Linked DNA regions of Homo sapiens: region 1 is linked to region 2. The links are chromatin contacts, found by Hi-C or POLR2A ChIA-PET in ENCODE. All regions are on one chromosome and are shown on one strand. Each heading gives the region's core, a stretch centred on a gene start or an enhancer-like site at or near the end of the contact. The rest is flanking DNA. Distances are from core to core; before and after follow the strand shown.

The links. Hi-C counts contacts between places; a loop is a spot of excess contacts on that map. ChIA-PET counts read pairs that join two places held with the same protein, here RNA polymerase II (POLR2A). Pooled maps may share reads with other maps.
Region 1: a pooled map shows a loop between it and region 2 (2.8-fold over the local background). The contact joins two enhancer-like sites. A Hi-C loop is called at or near these places in 1 of 168 maps with a recorded cell type or tissue (upper lobe of right lung), 4 of 37 single-sample maps with no recorded cell type and 7 of 50 pooled maps. POLR2A ChIA-PET finds 5 or more read pairs at or near these places in 11 of 52 experiments (B cell, CD4-positive, alpha-beta T cell, CD4-positive, alpha-beta memory T cell and 8 more).

What each region holds. Positions count from the first base shown.
Region 1 is chr11:9,276,412-9,282,235 of GRCh38, reverse strand. It overlaps TMEM41B (transmembrane protein 41B), which reads left to right. Exons shown (of 7, transcript NM_015012.4): 7 at 1-1,582. Among named protein-coding and RNA genes, the nearest start is that of TRL-CAA5-1, 4.1 kb to the right of the region's middle. Within about 2 kb of position 1,400, at least 2 of the 41 ENCODE cell types and tissues checked have a DNase peak (open chromatin) inside an H3K27ac peak, as active enhancers do; they include B cell, where a contact is called at or near this core.
Region 2 is chr11:9,229,270-9,235,730 of GRCh38, reverse strand. All of the region lies in intron 1 of DENND5A (DENN domain containing 5A), which reads left to right. Among named protein-coding and RNA genes, the nearest start is that of DENND5A, 33 kb to the left of the region's middle. RefSeq lists enhancers at 4,696-5,296, 5,899-6,461. Within about 2 kb of position 3,775, at least 3 of the 41 ENCODE cell types and tissues checked have a DNase peak (open chromatin) inside an H3K27ac peak, as active enhancers do; they include B cell, where a contact is called at or near this core.

The sequences.
Region 1 (5,824 bases), core at 151-2,650, 49 kb before region 2:
CAGCTAATTTTTGTGTTTTTAGTAGAGACGGGGTTTCACCATGTTGGCCGGGCTGGTCTTGAACTCCTGACCTCAGGCTATATGCCCACTTCCACCTCCCAAAGTGCTGGGATTACAGGCATGAGCCACTGTGCCCAGCCTGGTATTGATAATTTATATTCAGATAATTTGTTATGGCTCTTTAATATCCCACAAGGGGCTCTAAAAAGCAAACATTCAAGAGTATGTAGTTTTTAGACATTAAGTTAATTATTTTAAACAGTGACAGCAAAACACAAGTGATTAAATATAGTTTATTTGTTCCAATGACTAAATTTTACCTCATTTATTAATCTGGTCATTAAGGAATATATTTAATAATATTATGTAATTATTCTTTTTATGCATGATACACCTAGAAAAATGCCTTTTGTTTCTATTGATGGCTTTGTTGTTTGGAGCTACTTTTGATTACTTATTGCAGTTTCCCAATTTAGTCTTTACTTTATCTAACTCACAAAGTAAAATTAACTGATCACATGGCAACTACTGTATTTAAATAGTTCTGGAAAAATGAAAGTGCTTTTTGCTGCTTGGTAAATGGGTAATGCCCTTGATTCCTTGACTGTAGGACATAGCTGATCTAAAGTACTCTGTCAGTTTTACCTTCACCCATGACTGTTATTAGTTGTCAAAGTTGAAAAGTACTTTAGCTGTGAGAAATCCTTGTATGTTTTTATTATAAGAGGTATAATCATCCTCAAAGCCTGTTTTTATTACATGATGTGGACTGATTATTTTTTCTATCACAGTGTTAACAGATGGATTTTATTGTAAATACAAAGAAAACATATTGATTATTGTAGTATTCTTATGTCACCTGGCCTTTTGCGTGAGATTATTTATTATTTCTAGCAAGGCTTTCTTCCTTTCTTATTGCCCAGAGACTGACTGATACATCTTTTGTTATTTTTACACATAAATTAAACATAGCCTTTTTGGACAAATTCACTAAATATTAATGTATAAAATGTAATTGAGTAAATTTTTATCAGAATTTTAAAAATAAAAGAGCTTAGACTCAGTAGAACTCAGTAGAAGCTTCACTATTTACTCCAGCGTGTGTAAATTGTACTTACTCTATTCTCAGAGTATATTTACTGTCCTTACCATTGATTCTTTCCCTTTGCTAATTTTTTTTTTTGTTAATGGTAGCTGCGACTTTAGGTGGGGTATATTTTCTTCTCCTAAGAGAATAGACAGTTTTTCCAGATTCATCATCATTGACTGTCAAGAAAGGACCCTTCAGCAAGGCTGTACCCTCAATGCAGTTGATGGCCTGTCTTCACGGATTTACAGACTTGGCCTGATGCCCATGTAAATTCAAGCTTTGGCTTGTGGTAACAACCACAAGAAGACAAGCATCTGTGGTGCGGAGGCAAGCAGGCTAACTAGGAGTTGACAAGCTAAGAAAGTGAAACTGTTCTTTCTTAGTTAACTGTCTTTCTCTGGAGCTCTGTTATTTTGAGTATAATATTTCCATGACACTTAGTAAATGCAAGCTAAAATGTAATAATAATAAATTGTATTGGAGAAACCTAAATGTCACATTTGGGATTTATTTCATGGAAGTACTTACATTAAAAAACTCTGGCCGAGCAAGGTGGCTCACGCCTGTAATCCCAGCACTTTGGAAGGTCGAAGCAGGTGGATCACCTGCAGTCAGGAGTTCAAGACCAGCCTGGCCATCACAGTGAAACCCCGTCTCTACTAAACATATGAAAAATTAGCCAGGTGTGGTGGCACACGCCTATAGTCCTAGCTACTTGGGAGGCTGAGGCAGAAGAATTGCTTGAACCCAGAAGGTGGAGGTTGCCATGAGATGAAATTGTGCCACTGCATTCCAGCCTGGGCAACAGAGCCAGACTCTGTCTCAAAAAACTAAAAACAAACTCTTCGTTGAATAAAAGTATATTCTTAAATTTCGATGTACATTTTCACCACTAAGAACAATGAAATGGCCGGGCACGGTAGCTCACACCTGTAATCCTAGCACTTCCAGAGGCCAAGGTGGGTGGATCACCTGAGGTCAGGAGTTCGAGACCAGCCTGGCCAACATGGAGAAACCCCGTCTCTACTAAAAATAAAAAATTAGTTGGGTGTGGTGGTGTGCACCTGTAATCCCAGCTACTTGGGAGGCTGAGGCAGGAGAGTCGCTTGAACGCGGGAGGCAGAGGTTGTAGTGAGCCAACATCACACCAGTGTACTACAGCCTGGGTGACAAAGTGAGACTCCATCTCAAAACAGGCCAGGCGCGGTGGCTCACGGCTGTAATCCCAGCACTTTGGGAGGCCGAGGCGGGTGGAGACAAGGTCAGGAGATTGAGACCATCCTGGCTAACATGGTGAAACCCCGTCTCTACTAAAAATACAAAAAATTAGCCCGGTGTGGTGGCGGCCGCCTGTAGTCCCAGCTACTAGGGAGGCTGAGGCAGGAGAATGGCATGAACCCGGGAGGCGGAGCTTGTAGTGAGCCGAGATGGCGCCACTGCACTCCAGCCTGGGCGAGAGTACGAGACTGTATCAAAAAAAAAAAAACAACAAAATATTTAAAAATTGTTTTTTTGAGGTGGAGTGTCTCTCTGTCGCCCAGGCTGGAGTGCAGTGGCGCCATCTCGGCTTATTGCAGACTCCGCCTCCCGGGTTCACGCCATTCTCCTGCCTCAGCCTCCCGAGGAGCTGGGACTCGCGCCTGCCACCTTGCCCGGCTGGTTTTTCGCACTTTTAGTAGAGACGGGGTTTCATCGTGTTAGCCAGGATCGTCTCGATCTCCTGATTTCGTGATCCGCCCGCCTCGGCCTCTCAAAGTCCTGGGATTACAGGCGTGAGCCACGGTGCCTGGCTAAAATATTTAAAACTTGTAATTGTTGGCTTTTGAGGTTTTTTTTTTTTTTTTTGGAGACAGAGTTTCGCTTTCGTTGCCCAGGCTGGAGTGCAACGGTGCGATCTTGGCTCACTGCAACCTCTGCCTCCCAGGTTCAAGCGATTCTCCTGCCTCAGCCTCCGGAGTAGTTGGGATTACAGGCACGTGCCACCCACCACACTCAGCTAATTTTGTATTTTTAATAGAAATGGGGTTTCTCCACGTTGGTCAGACTGAACTCCCGACCTCAGGTGATTCACCCTCCTAGGCCTCCCAAAGTGTTGGGATTACAGGCGTGAGCCACCAAGCCCAGCCGGCTTTTGAAGATTCTAAAGCAATTTAAATTGTTTAGGTAAGGCCGGGCACAGTGGCTCAGGACTGTAATCCCAGCACTTTTGGAGGCCAAGATGGGCAGATTACCTGAGGTCAGGAGTTTGAGACCAGCCTGGCCAACATGGTGAAACCCTGTCTCTACTAAAAATAACAAAAATTAGCTGGACGTGGTGGCTCACGCCTGTAGTCCCAACTACTCAGGAGGCTGAGGCAGGAGAATTGCTTGAAACCAGGAGGCGGAGTTTGCAGTGAGCACCACTGCACTCCAGCCTGGGCAACAGTGTGAGACCTTGTCGCTAAATAAATAGTTGAGGTAAGTAAATATTTCCTTTTTTTTTTTTTTTTGAGACGGAGTTTCGCTCTCATTGCCCAGGCTGGAGTGCAATGGCGTGATCTCGGCTCACCGCAACCTCCGCCTCCCAGGTTCAAGCAATTCTCCTGCCTCAGCCTCCCGAGTAGCTGGGATTACAGGCATGCACCACCACGCCTGGCTAATTTTGTATTTTTATAGTAGAGACGGGGTTTCTCCATGTTGAGGCTGGTCACGAACTCCGGACCTCAGGTGATCCGCCCGCCTCAGCCTCCCAAAGTGCTGGGATTACAGGCGTGAGCCACCGCGCCTGGCCAAGTAAATATTTCTAGTACATACAATGAGTTGTTTATGAAGGAATCTTTTTAAAGTTCTCTGGCTTTTTGAAAATGTGTATAATCAAAAGGGCTGAAGCTTTCCTGATAATCATTCGGTGGTCATAGTTAAGATGTTTAGAAGATACATCTCATTGCAGTTTTCAGTATTCTCATTATTATTTTTCTTTATCTGGGACAAACTTAGTCTGGGTGACTTGAGGCAGGATATTGCTTAAGCTCTCATCCTCATTTTTCTCATCTAGAATAAAGAGGTCTAAGGTCCAGGATCCTTACAGCTCAGACATGATAAGATTCTCTGAAATTAATGAAAGTTTAATAAGCTGCCCCCAATTCAGAATATTAAATTAAGCATACCTTGCTTTGTATAGCTTGTTTTACATCTTACAATATACTTTCACACACATTTAAGTAAATTAACTTTTTTATTTTTTTGAGACAGAGTCTTGCTTTGTCATCTAGTCTGGAGTGCAGTGGCGTGATCTCGGCTCACTGCAACCTCTGCCTCCTGGGTTCAACCAATTCTCCTGCCTCAGCCTCCTGAGTAGCTGGGATTACAGGTGCCCGCCATTGCGCCCAGCTAATTTTGTATTTTTGGTAGAGACAGGGTTTCCCCATGTTGGCCAGACTGGTCTTGAACTCCTGACCTCGTGATCCACCCCAACTCGGCCTCCCAAAGTGCTGGGATTACAGGCATGAGCCACCGCGCCCAGCTAATTTTGTGTTTTTAGTAGAGACAGAGTTTCACTATGTCGGTCAGGCTGGTCTGGAACTCCTGACCTCAGGTGATCCACCCGCCTCGGCCTCCCAAAGTTCTGGCATTACAGGCATGAGCCACGGCGCCCAGTAGCTTTTCTGTTTAGTAGAGAAATGTTGGATTTGATAAATGAGGATGGAAGACAAGAAAAGAATGAAGTAGAGGCACAGGAGGAAGCCATGTGGTGAGACAGCACAATGAATGTTGACTTTCTGGTTCTGAGAGTCTTGTGTTCTGCTATTTGTTAGCAGCACGCTGGGCAACATAGCCCTACTGTTAGCTCATATGGTGGTTTTGGATGAAGTAGAAAAGGATGTCGCTGGGCACGGTGGCTCATGCCTGCAATCTCAGCACTTTGGGAGGCCAAGGCGGATTGCCTGAGCTCAGGAGTTCAAAACCACCCTGGGCAACATGGTGAAACTCCATTTCTACTAAAAATACAAATAATAATAATAATAATACCAGGGTATGGTGGAGCGCTCCTGTAATCCCAGCTACTTGGGAGGCTGAGGTGAGAGAATCGCTTGAGCCCGACAGGCCGAGGTTGCAGTGAGCCAAGATCGCACCACTGTACTCTGGCCTGGGAGACAGAACGAGACTCCATCTCAAGAAAAGAAAAAGAAGATGCCCCTTTCTTTTTTCTTTGTAGAGATGGCAGTGGGGGTGCTGGGTCTCACTGCATTGCCAAGGCTGGTCTTGAAATTCTGGGCTGAAGCAATCCTCACAGCTAGGCCTTCCAAAGTGCTGGGACTACAGGCACGCACCACTGCGCCTGGCCAGGTGCCTCTTTCTTAAGATATTTTACTGCCATCTGTTGGAAAACTGTCGTCAACCATATAAATTAATAATGAGTACAATGATGGTGTCTCATGGTACCATGTACACAAATATGAGCAGCAGCTCTGCCTGTCAGCTGCAGGGCCCCTGGGGCCAGGTTACATATGCTGATAACTCACAACTTGAGTTTAGCAAACCTTGAGGGTGGCAGGCAGGAGTTGAGCCAGCAGGCCAAGGAGTGGCCCAGCTATATCACCCCAGGGTCCCAGCCTCAAAGGTGGTCAGTTGAGTTGCTTCTCACTTTATTGTCTTGCCCATGGCAGCCCAGGTAGGTTGTTTTGGTGGGGGCTTTTGGCAGTTCCAACGTTTGTCAAAACCTACTACATGGGAGTGGTGTTTTTTCTAGGTGAA
Region 2 (6,461 bases), core at 2,526-5,025:
GTGGCCTTTTGTGTTTGGCTTTTGTGTCTGGCTCCTTTCAGGTAGCGTGATTTTTTTTCTTTTTTTTTTTTTTGAGACAGAGTCTTGCTCTGTCGCCCAGGCTGGAGTGCAGTGGCGCGATCTCAGCTCACTGCAACCTCCATCTCCTGGGTTCAAACAATTCTCCTATCTTAGCCTCCTGAGTAGCTGGGATTACAGGTGCCCGCCATCGTGCCCAGCTAATTTTTGTATTTTTAGTAGAGACAGGGTTTTACCACATTGGCCAGCTGGTCCCGAACTTCTGACCTCCAGTGATCTGCCCATCTTGGCCTCCCAAAGTGCTGGGATTACAGGCGTGAGCCACCCCGCCCAGCCTAGCAGGATGTTTTTAAGGTTCATCCATGTTGTAGCATGTGTCAGCACCTTATTCCTTGTTATGGCTGAATAATATTGTATTATTGGGATATTTATATGGTATGAATAATACGTACCATATTTTGTTCCTTCATCTGTTGATGGACACTGGGGTTGTTTCCACTTTTTGCCTGTTGTGAATAGTGCTGCTATGAACATTCATGTACAAGTTTCTGTCTGAACACCTGTTTATGTATATATCCAAGAATGGAATTGATGGGTCATATAGTAACTCTGAACTTTATAGTAACTTTAAGAAACTGCCAAAATGTCTTCACAGCAGTGCATCATTTTACATTCTCACTAGCAATGTTTCAGGTTTGCGGATGCCAGCTGGGTCAGGGAGACCCTAACCCAGCGGCGCTAGAGGAGTAAAAGACACACACACAGAAATATAGAGGTATGGAGTGGGAAATCGGGAGTCTCACAGCTTTCAGAGCTGAGAGCCTTGAACAGAGATTTACCCGCGCCTTTATTAACAGCAAGCCAGTGATAAGCATTGTTTCTGTAGGTTATAGATTAACTAGCAGTATTCCTTATGGGAAATAAAGGGATGGGCCGAAATAAAGGGATGGGTTCGGCTAGTTATCTACAGCAGGAGCACGTCCTTAAGGCACAGATCGCTCATGCTATTGTTTGTGGTTTAAGAATGCCTTTAAGCGGTTTTCTGCCCTGGGTGGGCCAGGTGTTCCTTGCCCTCATTCTGGTAAACCCGTAACCTTTAGCGTGGGCGTCAGGGCCATCGCGAACATGTCACAGTGCTGCAGAGATTTTGTTTATGGCCAGTTTTGGGGCCAGTTTATGGCCAGATTTTGGGGGGCCTGTTCCCAACAAGGTTTCCACTTTCTCCATATCCTCATTAATACTTGTTTTTCATTTTTTGCTGTCGTCGTGTTTTAATCTGTATTTCGTTGACTACTACTCAAGTAGATTGAAAAAAAATTACTCATTCTTTATATTGGTATTGTGAATTGTCTGTATACTGGTTATAATTTCTCTTTTTGCTCATTTTTTTGGGGGGGGGATCGGTGGGAAAGATTGAGGTTTGGGCACTTTTGAATCTCTCTTTCTTAGGAAAGCTGGTGAGTTTGCTACAGAATTGGGGTGAGTAAAGGAATGTGGTTTGGAGGGTATATTAGTTGCCTTTTTTTTTTTTTTTGAGACGGAGTTTTGCTCTGTTGCCCAGGCTGGGGGTGCAGTGGCACGATCATGGCTCAGTGCAGCCTCCGCCTCCTGGATTCAAGCCATTCTCCTGCCTCAGCCTCCCGAGTAGCTGGGACTACAGGCATGTGCTACCATGCCCGGCTAATTTTTGTATTTTTAGTAGAGACGGGGTTTCACCATGTTGGCCAGGCTGGTCTCGAACTCCTGACCTCAAGTGATCCACCCACCTCGGCCTCCCAAAGTGCTGGGATTACAGGCCTGAGCCACTGCACCCAGCCTATATTAGTTTACTGTGGCTGTGGCAACAAATTACCACAAACTGGGTGGCTTAAAACAACAATAATTTATTTTCTCACAGTTTTGGAGGACAGAAATCCAAAATCAGGGTGTCAGCAGGGCACACCCCCTCAGAGGCTCTTGGGGAGAATAATTCCTTGAGCTTCTGGTGACTGTTGGCATTATGCTTTGGTTTCTGACTACACCACCCTAATCGCTGCTTCTGTCTTCTCATTGCCTTCACCTTCATGTGTATCTTTTCCTCTGTGTCTATTATTTTAGGGATACCTATCATGGTATTTTGGGTACACTCAACTACTCCAGGATGATCTCATCTCAATATTTTTGACTACATCTGTAAGATCCTTTTTCCAAGTAAGATAACATTCATAGCTTCTGGAGATTAGGATGTGGACATACCTTTTTTGGGGCCACCATTCAACCCACTCCAGAGGGTCTAAAGGGTGGGTCTTGAATTTCTTTTTTTTTTTTTTTTTTTGAGACAGAGTCTCGCTCTGTCGCCCAGGCTAGAGTGCAATGGCGCGATCTCAGCTCACTCCAACCTCTGCCTCCTGGGTTCAAACAATTCTCCTGCCTCAGCCTCCTGAGTAGCTGGGATTACAGGCACCCACCACCATGTCCAGTTAATTTTTGTATTTTTAGTAGAGGCGAGGTTTCACGATGCTGGCCAGGCTGGTCTCGAACTCCTGACCTCGTGATCCGCCTGCCTCGGCTTCCCAAAGTGTTGGGATTATAGGCGTGAGCCCCTGCGACTGGCTGTCTTGAATTTCTTAGGATGTGAGCAAGAAGTAGTCTACTTCAGTCACTATTTGCCTTCCCACTCACCACAGGTAACCAGTATTTTGACTTCTAACAGCATAGTTTTTCATGTCTTTGTACTTTATATAAATGTAATTATATATGGTGAACTCTTGTGTTTGGATTCTTTTGTACAATATATTTGAGAGGTTCATTCATATTGTGTATAGTTTTAGGTTGGTCGTTCTCACTGCTGTAGAGTTTGCCATTGTGTGACTTTACCACACCTTATCTGTTAATTCTGCAGTTGATAGGCTCATGGGTAGTTTGTAGTTTTTGAGTATTACAATAGTGACATGTTATGAACATTCCTGTATGTGCCTTTTCGTGAACATGGCTTTTGGTCTGTTGGGTATATGCTCAGGAGTGGAATTGCTGGGTCATAGGTATACGCATGTTCAGCTTTAGTAGGTGCTGCCAGACAGTTTTCCATAGTGATTGTACCAGTTTACATTCCCACTTGCAGTGCACGACAGTGTAGGTTACTCCCTATCCTTACCAACTCTTGGCATTTTCTTTTCATTTTAGCTATTCTGGTGGTTATATAATAGTATTGTATTATTTAAATTTGAATTTTCTGGATGACTAATGAAGTTGAGCACCTCTCAAAAGTTTATTAGGCATTTATATGTCTTTTTTGAAGTATCTATTCAGGGCTTTTGCTGTTTTTCTTTGAGTGATCTTTTTTTCTTTATTGATTTAATGCAGTTCTTTATATGTTCTAGATATGTCTTTTTTGTTCATTTCATATATATATAGTGCAAATATATTCTTGTAATCTGTGCGTTTTCATTCTTTTAATGGCGACTTTCAAGGAACAAAAGTTTTAAATTGTAATGTACAATTTATACGTTTTTCTCTCTTAATGTTTAGTGCATTTTATATCTTTGTTATTGCAGGATCATGAAGATGTTCTGTGTTTTCTTCTAAAGGCTTTATTTTTTTACCTTTCATATTTAGATCTACAGTCCTAGGGCTAATTAATTTTCTTAAACAGTCTGCTGTTAACACTACTCTGTACTGCCTGAAAAAAAGCTTCCCCATTTTTTTTTCTTGGCCGTTTTTCAGCATTCTGCAAGTGAAAGAGAAACATTACCATTGCTGTCACAGCTGGGCCTGAAGTACAAAAAGGCTTTGATATGACCAATACAGTGCTTTTAATGCAGATTTGATAAAACAAATGCTAGTCTTTGTGCTTTGATATAGTACCAGTTGGTAAAATTTTAGTGGTTAGGAAAGTCTGTTAAAAAAAAAGAGAGAGAATTTATTACTATAAAAGTTCTTAAAAGTAAAGGAAACTTTCTCTTATGTTACTGAGGGTAAACTAACAGGAAGCTCCCAGAGTCTTTTTTTTTTTTTTTTTGAGACGGAGTTTCGCTCTTGTTGCCCAGGCTGGAATGCAATGGCGCGATCTCGGCTCACTGCAACCTCTGCCTCCTGGGTTCAAGTGATTCTCTTGCCTCAGTCTCCTGAGTAGCTAGGATTACAGGCATGCGCCACCACTCCCTGCAACTTTTGTATTTTTAGTAGAGATGGAGTTTCTCTATGTTGGTCAGGCTGGTCTCCAACTCCCGACCTCAGGTGATCTGCCTGCCTCTGCCTCCCAAAGTGCTGGGATTACAGGCGTGAGCCACCGCGCCCAGCCTGGCTCCCAGAGTCTTAAATCTGCTTATGTGCTATGGGGAAGAAGAGGCTGCTGGGTGGTCCCTTATAAGTTGTGGTTTGAAATCTGAATTTGCGGACTTGTCAGTGTTCTTAGTATAGCCACGTTTGCTGCTGTGGGCTCTGCCGTGGTATACATTCTGTGAAACAGATATGTGTTGCCACTTTAGTGCAGTAGAGGTTTGCATGTTAGGAAACATTTGGTAACTTCTAGCACATTTATGTGTCCTGTTTTCATGGCTAAAGATTTTGAGATAACTCTTGCATGTATGACAGACCTTTTGGAAAGAAAGGAGCTAATATTTGTTGAGTACCTCTTATGCTCAATACAAATGTGTCCCATATGCTTTACATATGTTAACTCATTCATTCCTCTCAATAGGCTGATGAGGTAGGTAGTTTTTTGGGTTTTTTTTGTTTGTTTGTTTTGTTTTTGACAGAGGGTCTTGCTCTGTCACCCAGGCTAGAGTGCACGCTAACTGCTCACTGCAGTCTAGACCTCCAGGCTTAAGTGATCTTCCCATCTCAGCCTCCCTAGCAGCTGGGACTACAAATGTGTGCCACCATGCCTAATTTTTCTATTTCTTTGTAGAGACCGGTCTCCCTATGTTGTCTGGGCTAGTCTTGAACTCCTAGGCTCAGGTGATCTACCCGCCTTGGCCTCCCAAAATTCTGGGATTACAGATGTGAGCCACTGTGCCTGGCTTAGGTATTGTTCTCCTCATGTTATAGATGAAGAAATTGAGATTTATGGAAAAGATGCCCTTAGTGTTTCTACAGTAAGGGCAGAAAGATGTGATACCTTTCCTCACCCATCTTAAGGTTCAATGGCTGACACTTCTGCAACAAAAGACAAATTAACAAGAAGAAAGCATAAGAGGCTGGGTGTGGCTCACACTTGTAATCCCAGCTCTTTGGGAGGCTGTGCTGGGAGGATTGCTTAAGCCCAGGAGTTTGAGACCAGCCTGGGAAAAACGGTGAGAACCTGTCTGCAAAAAATTTTTAAAAATTAGCCTGGCGTGGTGGAGCATACCTATAGTCCCAGCTACTTGGGAGGCTAAGGTGGGTGGATCGCTTGAGCTCAGAAGGTTGAGATTGTAGTGAGCTCTGTTTGCACCACTGCACTTTGGCCTGGGTGAAAAAGTGAGACTTGTCTCAAAAAAAAAAAAAAAAAAAAAAAAAAAAAGCATTAGTTTTACATGAAATGGGGCCGGGCGCGGTGGCTCATGCCTGTAATCCCAGCACTTTGGGAGGCTGACACGGGTGGATCACGAGGTCAGGAGATCGAGACCATCCTGGCTAACACGGTGAAACCCCGTCTCTACTAAAAATACAAAAAAATTAGCTGGACGTGGTGGCAGGCGCCTGTAGTCCCACCCAGCTACTCGGGAGGCTGAGGCAGGAGAATGGCGTGAACCCGGGAGGTGGAGCTTGCAAGGAGCTGAGATCACACCACTGCACTCTAGCCTGGGTGACAGAGCAAGACTGTCTCAAAAAAAAAAAAAAAAAAAAAAAAAGAAATGGGAGCTTTCAGAAATGAAGACCCAAAGACCTAGGGAAAACTGTTTTTATGCTTAGGCTCAATGAAGAATGAAGAAAGGGAGAGGCCTGTAGAAATGTTAGTAGACAAAGGGTGTTATCTAATGGTAATAGACTGGGTGGGGCAGGGGGACCCAGCAAGGCCTGTCTGTTCAGATTCTTCTTGGACTCTGTGCAGCATTCCTTCTTCCTGGGTATAGGGCAGGACCCCGCTGGAGCTGAGGGTCTTCAAGGAAAAGGGGAGAGAGTGACATTTTTAGGTATTATGGCTTACTTTGGGGGAGAGGTATATGTTTGAGTAGGAGGTAATACTTTTTAGGTATTATGGCTTGCTTTTCTATTATCTGTGACCCGCCTTGGGGAAAGGGGGATTCTGGTTTCTATGACTTGCTTTGGGGGAGTAAGAGGAGTGAGACAGGAGGGCAAGGAGAGACTTTGCTTCTGAGGCTATTTCTGAGGTCTTCCGGTCTCCTTTAGTTCATAATACTCAGCATGTCAAGGTGTCTTACTTAGGGGTATCATTTTTTGAGCCTCAATACCATGCATTACACCTCTGACACCAAATGTGTGGTTTTTTCCCCACATTTGTAACTTGGCCAAGGTCTCTG